Regions from separate parts of the Homo sapiens genome. Here region 2 is linked to region 1. A link is a contact called in ENCODE Hi-C or POLR2A ChIA-PET data. All regions are on one chromosome and are shown on one strand. The core of a region is the stretch at or near the end of the contact, and the rest is flanking DNA. Distances in the headings are between cores, read along the strand shown.

Evidence for each region. A loop is a pair of places that touch in the nucleus more often than their neighbours do. ChIA-PET counts read pairs that join two places held with the same protein, here RNA polymerase II (POLR2A). Pooled maps may share reads with other maps.
Region 2: a loop to region 1 is called in a pooled map, with 1.9 times the contacts of the local background. The contact joins two enhancer-like sites. A Hi-C loop is called at or near these places in 1 of 168 maps with a recorded cell type or tissue (Right ventricle myocardium inferior) and 3 of 50 pooled maps. POLR2A ChIA-PET finds 5 or more read pairs at or near these places in 5 of 52 experiments (Caco-2, GM10248, SK-N-SH and 1 more).

What each region holds. Positions count from the first base shown.
Region 1 is chr17:57,494,795-57,501,409 of GRCh38, forward strand. All of the region lies in intron 6 of MSI2 (musashi RNA binding protein 2), which reads left to right. Among named protein-coding and RNA genes, the nearest start is that of MSI2-AS1, 110 kb to the right of the region's middle. RefSeq lists an enhancer at 1,240-1,741. Within about 2 kb of position 2,622, at least 2 of the 41 ENCODE cell types and tissues checked have a DNase peak (open chromatin) inside an H3K27ac peak, as active enhancers do.
Region 2 is chr17:57,571,033-57,577,647 of GRCh38, forward strand. All of the region lies in intron 7 of MSI2 (musashi RNA binding protein 2), which reads left to right. LOC107984993 (a long non-coding RNA gene) reads left to right here. Exons shown (of 2, transcript XR_001752947.3): 2 at 1-3,796. Among named protein-coding and RNA genes, the nearest start is that of MSI2-AS1, 34 kb to the right of the region's middle. Within about 2 kb of position 3,204, at least 6 of the 41 ENCODE cell types and tissues checked have a DNase peak (open chromatin) inside an H3K27ac peak, as active enhancers do.

The sequences.
Region 1 (6,615 bases), core at 1,372-3,871:
AACACATGCTGTGTGTCAGGTACCATGCTGGACACCAGGGATAAATCAGTGAACAGAACAGAAACGAATCCCGGTCATGACAGAACTCAACTCAAGCGGAGGGAGGTATAGGATAAACAGCAAAAATATACCAAAAAAGAAAATTACATTGCACAATTAGAAAACGGTAGGAGCCACTTAAAAAAAACAACAGTGGAACACAGGGTAAAGGAGATTAGGAAGTACCTGGAGTGGGTTGCAATTTTACATCAGCTGACCAGGCTGGGCTGCAGGGAGAGGGCTTGGAGGAGGTGAGGGAGTGAGCCCTACAAGATGTCTGAACTGACGCTCTCTCTTCAGAAAGAAAGGGAGGCCCAGCAAGTGGGAATGACTTGGCCAAGGTTACCCACTGAGTTAATGTCCAAACCGGGTCAAGAACCTGGGGATCCTCACAGCTGCCTTTGAAAGCTTCATATGGGCCGGGCACGGTGGCTCACGCCCATAATCCCAGCACTTTGGGAGGCCGAGGCAGGCGGATCACCTGAAGTCAGGAGTTCCAGACCAGCCTGACCAACATAGTGAAACCCCGTCTCTACTAAAAATACAAAAATCAGCCGGGCATGGTGGTGCACGCCTGTAATCCCAGCTACTCAGGAGGCTGAGGCAGGAGAATCACTTGAACCCAGGAGGCGGAGGTTGCAGTGAGCCAAGATTGCGCCACCACACTCCAGCCTGGGTGACAGAGCGAGACTCTGTCTCAAAAAAAAAAAAAAAAAAAAGAAAGCTTTACTTGGCTTCTCTATATCCCCTGAACATCTCTGACCTGGCTCTCTTGATATCAGTCTCCATGTCCAATTCTCCATGTCTGCCTTCCAGCCTCTTCCACAGCCTTCAACCTTTGTGGCATTGATTCCTGGTGGTCCCATCCTAGCCCCCAAACCTTCTCTGTCCTCAAAAGTCCCATCTCTCTTCTCTCTTCAGATAAACGTACATCTCTTCACCCCAGCATCCCAGCGCCCTGAGTGAGGAATTAATGCTTTTATATTTGAAGAGATCGGCTGCTGTCATTTTTGATATCTTCTGTTTTTGTATGTGGGAACGCAGAGCACAATTAGAATACAGTTATATATCCTCATAGTTATTGAAGCTTGGATTAACATGACATAAAGTTTTGTCTAGGGAGTCTTTTGCTATGGCTCAGGGAGCATTTTTTGTGACAGTAATAGGCTACAGTTAATATACTTGAATGATACTAGAATCTGTGTTATAAGGCAGAACAAAAGGGGTTTATCTGAAGCTGAATTACAAAGGTGGAATTATCACTGCGAATGATCCACAGAGATCTGGGGCTTAATTATTGTCGCTTGTGTCATTTCGGCATAATATGGGTAGTTACTGGAGCAGAGTAGAAGTGCGGGAGGGCCAGCCTGTCAATCACCCGGTGGATGCCAGGATTCCCACCCCTTACACTTAGCGCCACGCCAGCCGTGTGCCCTACAGAGCCACAGGAATGGATCCCTTTGGCCATCTGTGGCTATGTGGTACTTTCAGTTTTCTTAATGTTTTAATGACTCCCCTGTCCTACCTCCAGCCCAATCCCCCTCTCCCCACTTAGGTCCTTTGCCCTCTTGGCCCTGTCGAACCTTCCAGGAGGCTGATGAACGGTCTCATACACTGATGGCATTTTCTCAGCCCGGTGAGGCCGCCACCACCTTCCAGAGCCTAATTGTTTTGACAAGCGAAGGAGGCAAGCTAATGTGCTCTGTCAGCCATTTGGTCACATTTGGTCAAAGCCAGGTGTCTGGCTGCAAATAGGTGCACTCAGGTAAACCACATCCCCGTGTGCTCCGGGAGGACAGAGCACGCAGGAGGCGGGAGTGTTGCGGGCAGCCCTTCCCCATCCCTGGCTCCAGCGCATTCATTCTCCTCCCAGGCTCCAGTCAAGTCTGAGGGTGAAGGGTGGGAACAAGACAGTTCAGCACCTGAACAGGGCAGGGCACCCAAGGGCTTTTAGAAATGCTGTTAGATTTATAGGGACCATCATCCTCTTCTTACTATTTTTATTATCATTTTTCATTATCCACCTGCTAGGTGTACAATTACAACTTGTTTTGTTGGTGGCTAAATTCAGCTGTCCTCCTCACCTTACTGTTAACCAAGAGAGGTATGGCCATTTTAAATGGCCAAAGTGTTTCTATTGGACCCTTTAATTTTTTTATTTGAGATGGAGTTTCGCTCTCGTTGCCCAGGCTGGAGTGCGATGGTGCAATCTCAGCTCACTGCAACCTCTGCCTCCCGAGTTCAAGCGATTCTCCTGCCTCGCCTCCCAAGTAGCTAGGATTAAAGGTGCCTGCTACCATGCCCAGCTAATTTTTGTATTTTTAGTAGAGTCAGGGTTTCACCATGTTGGCCAGGCTAGTCTCGAACCCCTGACGTCTGGTGATCCACCTGCCTTGGCCTCCCAAAGTGCTGGGATTACAGGCATGAGCCACTGCACCCAGCCTATTGGACCCCTTTAAATGTGACTTTTTCTGCCAGACTTGTTTTCTGAGAGGTCATTGCACTGGTGCTTTTTGAAAAGCTACTCTGAGTGACCCCACGTATAAAGCGAGGAAAGGGAACAGGACTTTGGCAGGCAGCTGTGTGTGGCAGGAAGTGAACCAGGAAGGTGCTGGGTGTAGTCTTCTCCCACCCTCCAGCAGTGCTGGGGAGCTGCGCTTGTTTGGGAACAGAGAGGTTCAGGAATGTCGGGTCTTTGTCAAGGTTACATGGCTGGAAAATCAAAAAGACAGCTACGTCTCTCTATGTCTGAAGGCCATGTTTTTCAGCTAGTCCTGTACTTTTTTTAAAGTATGGTCTTCTAAATACCTCATCAGAGATGTCTTTGGGCCCCTTATCCAAAATGAAGATTCCTGGGCGCCACCCCAAGACAACTGAAACATGCTTTCTGAAGGAGCAAGCAGCTTGGGCTGTGCATGTAACAAGTCACCAGGTGTGACTGATGCACACGCAGGTAGTTGGGGGCCGCTGCACTGTCCGGACAAGCTGATGACAGCGTCAGCCCTGGTGTTCCCATAGATGCCTAGGTATTAGTTTGAACACCACATGTCCTCAGATATTCTTCATACCAAGAGAGCTGGTCCTTGGTACATTATACCCTACTGGGCTGGGGTAACAGAAAGTGGGAGCCATGACCTCAAATTAAATTAGAGCCAAAAAGGGAACATGTGGGATTTTCTTCACATCTCCCATTTAATAAATGAGAGAACTGATCCTGCAAGTAAGAGAATTCCATGAAGGACATACATTCACAGCAGATCTGGTCCTAGTAGCTGTTACCCCCGCTACCCTTAAAAAGTAAATATCTATCACCACTTGCCTTCCTATTGCTACGATGATTTAAAAGAAGAGTTGGTTTTAATTAGAATAAACATGGTATTTTTCTTGCTGCAACAAGGCCTTCAAAGGGGAAAAAAATCTCAATACCCCAATTATGCCAAAGCGTTCCCAGTCCTATCCAGGAGTAATTAAAAAATACAGCTGACGCTTGTTCTCTTGCTTGTTTTTAAATGAGTAGCTAAGTATCTGTCAAGATGATGAGCACCTAGGCCGCTGACGGCCTTACCATCTCAATTTGCTCCCAGGAACTGCAGAGATGAGAACACGAAAGCTGTTGTTTTGAACTGTGAGGTACCTGGCTACCCCAGGCACATGCATTTTGTGGTTGGTGGAGATCATCTCTCCGACCCCAGTACCAAAATGTGGGATGGAAGGCCAGGCCTCATGTCCACATTCTTATGCCTGGAACACATCTCTTCTTTCCCTATGGGCAGCTGAAGTGGCTTCTTCCTGTGCCGCGCGGGGAGCTCAGCTTCTCTGCAGTACACAGCATGTTTTGAGGATCGTTGGGTAGAATTAGGTTGGCTTTGTTGGGGGAAATCCCCTAGTTGCAATTCACTTTTTAATTAGTTCATGGAACCTTTCTTTCTTTTTTTTTCTTTTTTTAAATTATACTTTAAGTTCTAGGGTACACGTGCACAATGTGCAGATTTGTTATATATGTATACGTGCACCATGTTGGTGTGCTGCACCCATTAACTCGTCATTTACATTAGGTATATCTCCTAATGCTGTCCCTCCCCCCTCCCCCCACCCCACAACAGGCCCCGGTGTGTGATGTCCCCCTTCCTGTGTCCAAGTGTTCTCATTGTGGAACTTTTATTTCTAAAATATGCCCCCAGGTGAATTGAGAAGTCATTTTGCATATTAACACCATCCATTTGGTGACAATTGGGCTTTTTTTCCTCAAGCTAAGGGCAAGGCCAGACGCGGTGGCTCATGCCTGTAATCCCAGCACTTTGGGAGGCTGAGGCGGATGGATCACCTGAGGTCAGGAGTTCAAGACTAGCCTGGCCAACATGGCACAACCCCCTCTATACTAAAAATACAAAAATTAGCCAGGTGTGGTGGTGCATGCCTGTAATCCCAGCAACTCAGGAGGCTGAGGCAGGAGAATTGCTTGAACCCTGGAGGTGGTGGTTGCAGTGAGCCGAGATTGTGCCACGGCACTCCAGCCTGGGCAACAGAGTAAGATTCTGTCTTAAAAAAAAAAAAAAAAAAGGGCAGCTAAGGGCAATTCTGTATGCATTCTTCTCACCCCACCCACAACACACATGTTTTTCTAAAGACAAAATCAAGGGCAGACTTGAAAAGGAAATAATCATAAAAGTTTCTATAGCATTTGGAGTTCTTAATATTTACCCATCAGTTTACAGCATGTTTTTATATATGTGGTGTTCCGGTTATCTATTGATGCATAACAAATCACCCAAAAACTTGTTGGCTTAAAACAACAGCAATCGTTATATTATTTCTCGTGGTTTCTGTGGAGCGGGAATTTGGGCGGGACTCAACTGAGTGGTTCAGGCTGGGAGCATCTCATGAGGTTGCAGTCAGACATGAGGTTGTAGTTCTAGTGGCTGCCACTGGCACAACAGGGGCTGACGAAGCATCTGTCCAAGGGATCTCAGGACTTCTCCCCATGGTCTCTCTGCATGAGCTGGTTTGAGCTTCTTTATATCATGGCTGCCTCAGGCAGTCAAACTCCTTGTACAGAAGCTTAGGGCTGGAGCACAAATGTTTCCACAGACAAGGCAGAAGCGTGTTCACTTTTTTTTTTTTAACCTAACCTCAAAGGTCAAACAACACAAGTGAGTCTCAAACTCTCAACTGGAATGAAGGGGAGGGGACATAGAGCTCACCTCGGGATTGGAGGCGTATTGAGGTCCTATCGTAGATCGCATGTGGCACGGGGGAGATATTGTGGCCATCTTAGGAGAATACAGTCTGCCACATGTGGTCACTCTCAGACACGCTCAGGACGGGTAGGAGGTCTTATTATCACCATTTTACAAACTGGAAACTCAAAGCCAGAGAGGTAAAGTAGTTTGCCTGCAGTCACTCAGATCTTAAGTGGATATTAGAACTCATATCCTGAGGGATGTGAGAAAAGGGGAAAGAAGGCAGCACCAAGTAGCTTGTCCAGGTGACCTTTGGGGGCAGGTGGGACTTGGTGGCTCTATACCTCAGATCTCTCTTCGCCACCATATGAAATGAGTTGCGTCTTTTTTTTTTTTTTCTCTTTCTCTCTCATATAGACTCTTGGGTGCAGGGAGGGAAGAGCCAGGTGGGGTGGGCTAGCAAGAGGAGGAGCGAGCTCTGGAGGAGGAGGTTGGACAGTTGCCCGCTTGGTAGAGCAGCTAGTTTTTTACAACCACTGTCAGGAGAGGAAGGGCCATCCGGGTCTGTAGGGTGTGTGTGTTGACCAGGCTTTACCCAGAGCACTGTCCTGTCTCTTCTGAAGGTCAGGGCACTCAATGAAGGACAAGTCCAGCTGTGGCCTTTAAATTAGAAGACTAGCCAGGTGTGGTGGCTCACACCTGTTATCTCAGTGTTTTGGGAGGCTGAGCCAGGCAAATTGCTTGAGCTCAGGAGTTCGAGGCCACCCTGTCTCTACCAAAAAAAAAAAAAAAAAAAGGATTAGCAGGGGCATGGTGGCATGTGCATGTAGTCCCAGCTACTTGGGAGGCTGAGGTGGGAGGATCACTTGAGTCCAGGAGGTCAAGGCTGCAGTGAGTTATGATTGTACCACTGCAGTACAGCCTGGGTGACAAAGTGAGACCCTGTCTTGAAAAAAAAAAAAATGAACCAATATGATTAATAATAATGGCAGCATCAAGAGCCTGTACTTCCTATGTGTTTCCATGTGTGTAAATGCTCTGTCACACCGTCTCATTTCACCTCATTTCCCCATAAAGAACATTCTATTAACTGGGGTTCAGAGAGTAACTTGTTCTGTCGCTCACCCAAGATCGCCGTGTGGTTCCTGAGTGTAAGGTGTGAAGCCAAGTCTCTGTGGCCCTGGGGCCCGAGCCCTCAACTGCCCTGCTAGGGTCCAAGCTGACCACTGCAGGGCCTTAGTCTGGAGGAACGGCTTGACTCCGGACATCTGCAGGAGTGTTTGCTGTGTTGAGTTGAGCCCCTCTGCCAGACGTGTCAAAACAAATGCTTTTGTGTGTTTACTGCCTCACACGCTCAGCCAGAAGCTCCTGTTTTATCATCTAGTTTAGATTGAGG
Region 2 (6,615 bases), core at 1,954-4,453, 77 kb after region 1:
TAGGAGTGTGCACTCAGCCATAATTGGCCGCCTTGTTGATGTATTGGGTCCAGTGAAGAGCCTCTGAGCAGAGGGATGCTGTGCCAAGTTTCATTTCTGGAGCTGTGGTGGCTCTAACTAGGAATCGAGCTTTTGCCCAGTCCTGACATCATTTGATCATTTAGCTCCGAGGAACCAGAGGCAGGAAGCATGCCACTAACCTTTTACTGCCTGTCACTGTTGAAGAGGAGGGGCAGGCCGCCCTGGGAAGGGGAGAATCAATCCACAACTTGCTTTTGTCGTTTGTTAAGTCTTCTCTCCCCGCATTTCAGGCTGAGGGGCCTGACCTTGCCACCTCAGAACCATGAGACAGGAGGATGCAGGAAGGGGAGATGCTCTGAGGGAATGTGGCAGCCCCCACCAGGCCCCGCTCCTCCCAGGAGATGGGTTTCTGGTGGACCTGGTAGTGTTTTACCTTGCCTTTACCTCACGTACCTCTGGATTCTGAATATTCTCCTCTGGTTCTTGTGCTCTCTGAATATTCTCCTCTTGGATTCGTGGTGTGGTCAACGACAAGGGTCACCTAGTCTATACTCCAGTTTCCTCTTGGGTTAAAATGGATAATCCTTTTTGAGATACTTCATCGAATGATAGTAAGGATAAAGTGAAATAACCTACAGGAATGGGTTTGGAAAGACAGTGGGAAAGTAATAGTAATGATAATAATGTCACTTTGAGAGCACATCCAGACACTCCTCTGTTCTTTTCCTCTCTGTTCCCAGCTGGGCAGGTGAGCAGCTTACACCAAATGGGAAAGCCAATACTTTCTACAGCCGACTGCGTGCCTCTGCCTTCCCCGCCCACATCAGGAGAGGGTCCCAAACCCTCCCTCTCTGCAAATGCCCACTTCCCTCATGTCCTCTCAATCCCACCTACACCCACCCTAGTTCTCCAGACCCCTAAGGAAGGGTACTTTATCATTAGGCCAACTAATTGTTCATCTGTGCTTCAGTGGGTGTGGTGGGGGAGCTAGAAAGCTGATCAGCCGTGCCAAAGAGTAAATCAATGGATCGTAGCCAAGTCAGGACAGGTGACCCTGACAGGTGTGTGCAGCAGAATCGGATCCTCAAGCCAGAGCCTGCTGGGAAGCATGAAGGATTTGGCATCACCAAGGAGGAATGTCGCAGGTTTGAATAAGGATTCAGAGGTTTAATCAGCAAAGCTATTTAGGTCCCAGTGAGTCTAACTGTGAGAATTATTTTGAGCTTCACCCTGTTCCAGAAATTTTGGGTTCGCTAAGCAAGATGGTATTTGGCAGCAGCAACCTGGAAAAGAGTGAGGACTTGCCATAGAAGCCTCTGGGATTAGAGGAATTTGCAGAGCCTCAGAGCCCAAGGCTGGCGCCCAGTAATTTTTGTGGGACATGGTCTCAGAACTCTAGCTTCTGACGATTTGCTTTTAAAAGTCCAATCTGTCTGCCTTTCTCCTTAAGGCAATCTGTCCTGAATTCAAGATATTCTGTGTCTGCTTGTCTTTGTCCATTTTGTCACCTTGAGACATGGCTGCAGCCTCAGGTACCTCCTGGCACATAAGCAGGTGCTAAACCAATATTGATTGAATCGAAGGAGGCTAGCACGTTGGAGGGAATGTGTTGCCTTCTGTGTAAAGAGCCCTCCTTTCCCCAGAGCTGGCATCTCTGCTATGGAGGCTGCCACCCACCAGCTCAGGGCAGAGAGCTGAGCTCGGCCGACCTCCATTCGTCAGCACGGCGCCACATTTGGGTAGCACCTGCTTCCCCGCCGTCCTGATTTAGAGGAGCCTGGATTCAGGTTTCTGTTGTAAACTCTATTTTTAACTAAACCGAGTGGAGATCAGGCTGAGATGGCTGTAACTTATGGGCATGAGGTGACCAATGCAAAGGTAACAGGATGCATTCTCACTGGAACTGCTGTGCAAGTGTGGACGTGCCCGACAACTCCGTCTGAGGATCCCACATGGGCACAGTGACCTGGGATGGAGCAGGAGTGCCCCCTCGTAGAGTCCAGATGCACATGTCCAATGGGAAGGCGAGGGCAGTCTCCTAGAATGCCTCTGTGGTGGGCGGTACGGTGTTCATGGGGACCACTTGTCAGTGTCTGCCCTTATTTGTCAGCATTGGTTACTAGTTATTGTAAAGATATTGCCTTACATTTATATTTCCCAAATGCATTGATCCCTATAATGACCTTGAAAAGCAATAATAGCGTTATAATAATATGTAATAATAGTATTAATGACCAGCAACTTCTGCTTATTGATCCCTTAGGATGTGTCGTGCTCTGTGCCAAGTGCCCTCCTACATTATCACTCATTAATAAACCAGGTGGGGAGGCTGTTACTGGGATTTCCATTTTTCAGATTCATTCATTCATTTGACAAATTTTTATTGAGAATAAGTTCTAGGCACAGGGAATTCAGCAGTGAACCACCCAGGCTGAAATCTCTGCCCTCAATGAGGAAGCTGAGCCTGTTGAGGTCACCTGAGTTGCTCAGGGTGATAGAGCCCATAGAGTGAGGCTGGGGATCAACCCCCATCACTCCAGACCTGCTGAGTTCCTGGGCCACCACATTTATCAGCAAGGATAACCGACCAGCCATTGGCCTCTATTATATGGCAGCTTATCCAGGGCTGTGTTAACACTAAGCCTTCCATTTATTTTGGTTGATCTTCCAGGGGCTGATGGAGGAGTGACAGGCTTTAGGGACAGACAGACCTGGGCTTACATCCCAGCTCAGCGACTCCCTGATGGAAGGAGGGCATGGACAGTGACTTGACTTTGCTGAGCATCTGATTCCTCATTTGTCTAACTGGGATAACATTACTTGCCTTGAGGGCGAGGGCAGGCTAGAAGGATTAGATATCATCATATGAAGGGGTTGAGTAGGACTTATAAGCCAAGTACGTGGTGGTGGTTGTGACGATAATGATGACAACCTAATAAGAAGGAAAAGCCAGGCGGGGAAAGGAATATGGCTCATCCTAGAGGAGAACAAGTCAGGAGGTAGCTCTACCCCTCCCTCCCTGGGCTAGGATTTGTCAGTCCCAGGTTGGGAAAGGAACTCCAGCCCCTGCACATCTGTGTCTCCCCAGCCCCACCCCTCATATCCTCCATCCTAGCCCCAGCAATGCCGCTGCTCCTCTGGGGAAAGCTAATGGCCAAGGCATTACTTAACTCCTGGCTTTTCTCCAGCCTTTGCTGAGGCCTCCACCACTGCCAGCTTCTCTCTCGTCACTATTTGGTTATGTTCCTTTACAAGCCAATGAAATAAAATAAGAAAGTCCATTATACCTCTGGTTGGCAGAAAACCAGGAGCTAAGAACCAGAGTGCAAAGGCCCTCATGAGTCTGTAGCACAGGCCATTGGATGGGGATGTCTTCCTTCAGAAGGATGGTGCATGGGCGGGGCAGGGCGGAGAAGCCAGCCCATGGGCCAGTCCACAGAGCCCAGGTCAAGGATGCAATTCTGGGTCCTGTGTCCCCATGGTTGAGCCTCTGGTGGCCACCCCCAGTCTCTCCTAGAAGGTTTCCAGCCTGGATGTGTCAGGCTGGCATGTGTGCCAGGCTGGATGTGTCATATGGGGCACAGCCTTTAGGCGCAGCAGTAGGTGACCCTTTGTAGGGCAAGGGTCTCTCTCTGAGTGTGGGTTCTGTCCTAGCTTTTGCCATCTATCTTCTACCAACTACTGTGGAGCTTCGGTTTCATCAGTCTTAAGAGATGAGCAGGACAGATGGCTCTGCCAGCCTTCAAAGACACAAATTCTGCATTCTCTCTCTCTCTTTTTTTTTTTTTTTTTTTTGAGACGGAGTCTCGCTCTGTCGCCCAGGCTGGAGTGCAGTGGCACGATCTCAGCTCACTGCAAGCTCCGCCTCCCGGGTTCACGCCATTCTGCTGCCTCAGCCTCCCAAGCAGCTGGGACTGCAGGTGCCCACCACCACGCCCGGCTAATTTTTTGTGTTTTTAGTAGAGATGGGGTTTCACTGTGTTAGCCAGGATGGTCTCAATCTCCTGACCTCGTGATCCGCCCACCTTGGCCTCCCAAAGTGCTGGAATTACAGGCGTGAGCCACTGTGCCCGGCCGCATTCTCTTTTTTAACTCCCTCCCCCCGCCACCCCCCGGCTGGAGCAGATCCCTGTTCTGGCTGGTCCCATCCCCTCCACAAGCAGCCCATGGACACTGAAGCTTATTCCTGGAGAGAAAGTGATTGGGAGATCCAGGGTTTTGCCTGGCTTATAGTTTCTGTGGCATCATTTGCCCTAGATGCTCAAACGTCCTATCTTGTCGGTGGAAGTGGCAAAACCACATTTGACACCGCTCTAGGTGGCGGCTCAATGGGAGTGGAGTGCTGCGCATCTCCTGTTTGACCTTTCAGTCGCTGCATGGCTCTTCCAAGCTGCCGCAGCCTGGAGAAATGTGAACTTTCACCAAAGCCTTTGCAAATGAGCTTTTCCAGACAAGGCAGATGGCTTTGTTTGGCCAGGCCTGAGGACCCCGGGATTGACTTCCTTTCTGCTCTTTCTTCTCACTGTCCTCTTACTCCCCTGCACCTCAGACCTTCAGCTAAGCAGATTCCACTCCCCCTGGCCCAGGCTCTGGGTAGAAATTGGAAAAGGAGCCGGGCGCGGTGGCTCAGGCCTGTAATCCCAGCACTTTGGGAGGCTGAGGCGGGTGGATCACGAGGTCAGGAGATCGAGACCATCCTGGCTAACACGGTGAAACCCCGCCTCTATTAAAAATACAAAAAATTAGCCGGGCCTGGTGGCAGGCGCCTGTAGTCCCAGCTACTCGGGAGGCTGAGGCAGGAGAATGGCGTGAATCCAGGAGGCGGAGCTTGCAGTGAGCCAAGATTGTGCCACTGCACTCCAGCCTGGGCGACAGAGCGAGACTCCGTCTCAAAAAAAAAAAAAAAAAAAAAAAAAAATTGGAAAAGGAGGCTCTGGTGGATTGAAGAAGCAGCCCTGGCGTATTTTTCTTACTTAAAACTTGGTCTGGGACTAACTGCCTCTGGTCAGAACTGATTTAGTTTTTAGGAATCATTTGTAAGACAGACACTGTGGGAAGGCCATCCTTTAAAGCCATTGATTCCTGTAATAATTATTTGCTGAACACTGGCTCTGTGCTGGGCACTTATCAGGGGCTGAGGATATGGTGGTGAACAAAACCAACAGCAGTCCTGGAGCTCAGGCTCAACAACTCTATTCCTTGCACACATTCTAGCCGTGGAGAATGTGGGTTGTGTGCTTCTCACAGCCTTGAAGGCAAGGGCTGGATCCTACTCTCCATTGTATCCTAAAGGCCCAGCTGAGATTCTTTCATATAGAAGGTATCCAATGAATGTTTGTTGTAGGAATAGATGTTTTCTGTATTTCCTAAGACTCTAAAATGAATGTTACTTTTATAATCAGAAGACCATAATCCATGTTGGCTGGGTGCAGTGGCCCACACTTGTAATCCCAGCACTTTGGGAGGCCGAGGCAGGTGGATCACCTGAGGTCAGGCGTTTGAGACCACCCTGGCCAATATGGTAAAACCCTGTCTCTACTAAAAATACAAACATTAGTGGCACGGTGGTGCATGCCTGTAATCCCAGCTACTTGGGAGTCTGAGGCACAAGAATCGCTTGAAACTTGGAGGTGGAGGTTACAGTGAGCTGAGATGCGCCACTGCCCTCCAGCCTGGGTGACAGAGCGAGAATCTGTCTTTAAAAAAAAAAAAAAAAAAATGACTATAATCGATGTCTAATTTTAAAGAAAAAAAAAAAGGAAGGTTGGGCAGGGCGAGATTTTGACATGGTTTATAGGAAGCCTGGGGTTTTTTTAGTTGACTGTTAAGTTTTCTTTGAGGCAACAGGTGATGGAGCTGCTAAGGACGCCACCACAAAGGGAAGTCCAGTCCGGTATTTGGTTGCACTGCTCAGACCCCATGTGGAATATTCCATTCCAGGCATTTATTTTAAGAGGGGCATTGACAAGATAGACCACATCAGAGGAGGTCGTCTGATGGGGACCAGGACAGTATTACGGGAAAAATTCCAGAGGAACCAAGGAGACTCGAATAAGGAGAAATGAGGTGGCTACGTTAGATCTTGAAGGACTACCCCTGGGAGGGGGGCCAGGCTGCTTCCCCAACCATGAGTGGCCGTTTGTGAAGTTACCAAGAGAAAGGCTGATCCTTGGGCTGAAGAATTTAGCAACACCTCAAGATGCCCAACTCAAACAAGCTGTGTTTATGAAGTACCGAGGGGTGATGCCCCTTTCCCCAGAAATATTCAGAGACTAGAATTGATGAGGCAGCAAGATGGGGCCAGGGACCACTTTGCAAACCACTGGTGGGTCCTGCATTATGAAAGTCCAGCCTGGTCCAAACCGTCCCATTTCCAGACCCATAGAGCCCAACTGGTAATATTTCAGGAGGATTCTGTATAAAATTATATCTTTAAGCCCTGGTCTCCAGTAGATATTGGTTTAATTACCAGTTATTTACTGCCATGCTCAGTAGATGATAGACAAGCAAGAGAAAAGGATAAAATGAAAAAAATTAAAAAGAAAATTCCAAACCCTTTGAGGTAGTAGGAAGAGCCCCCTACTTGCTGAAGAT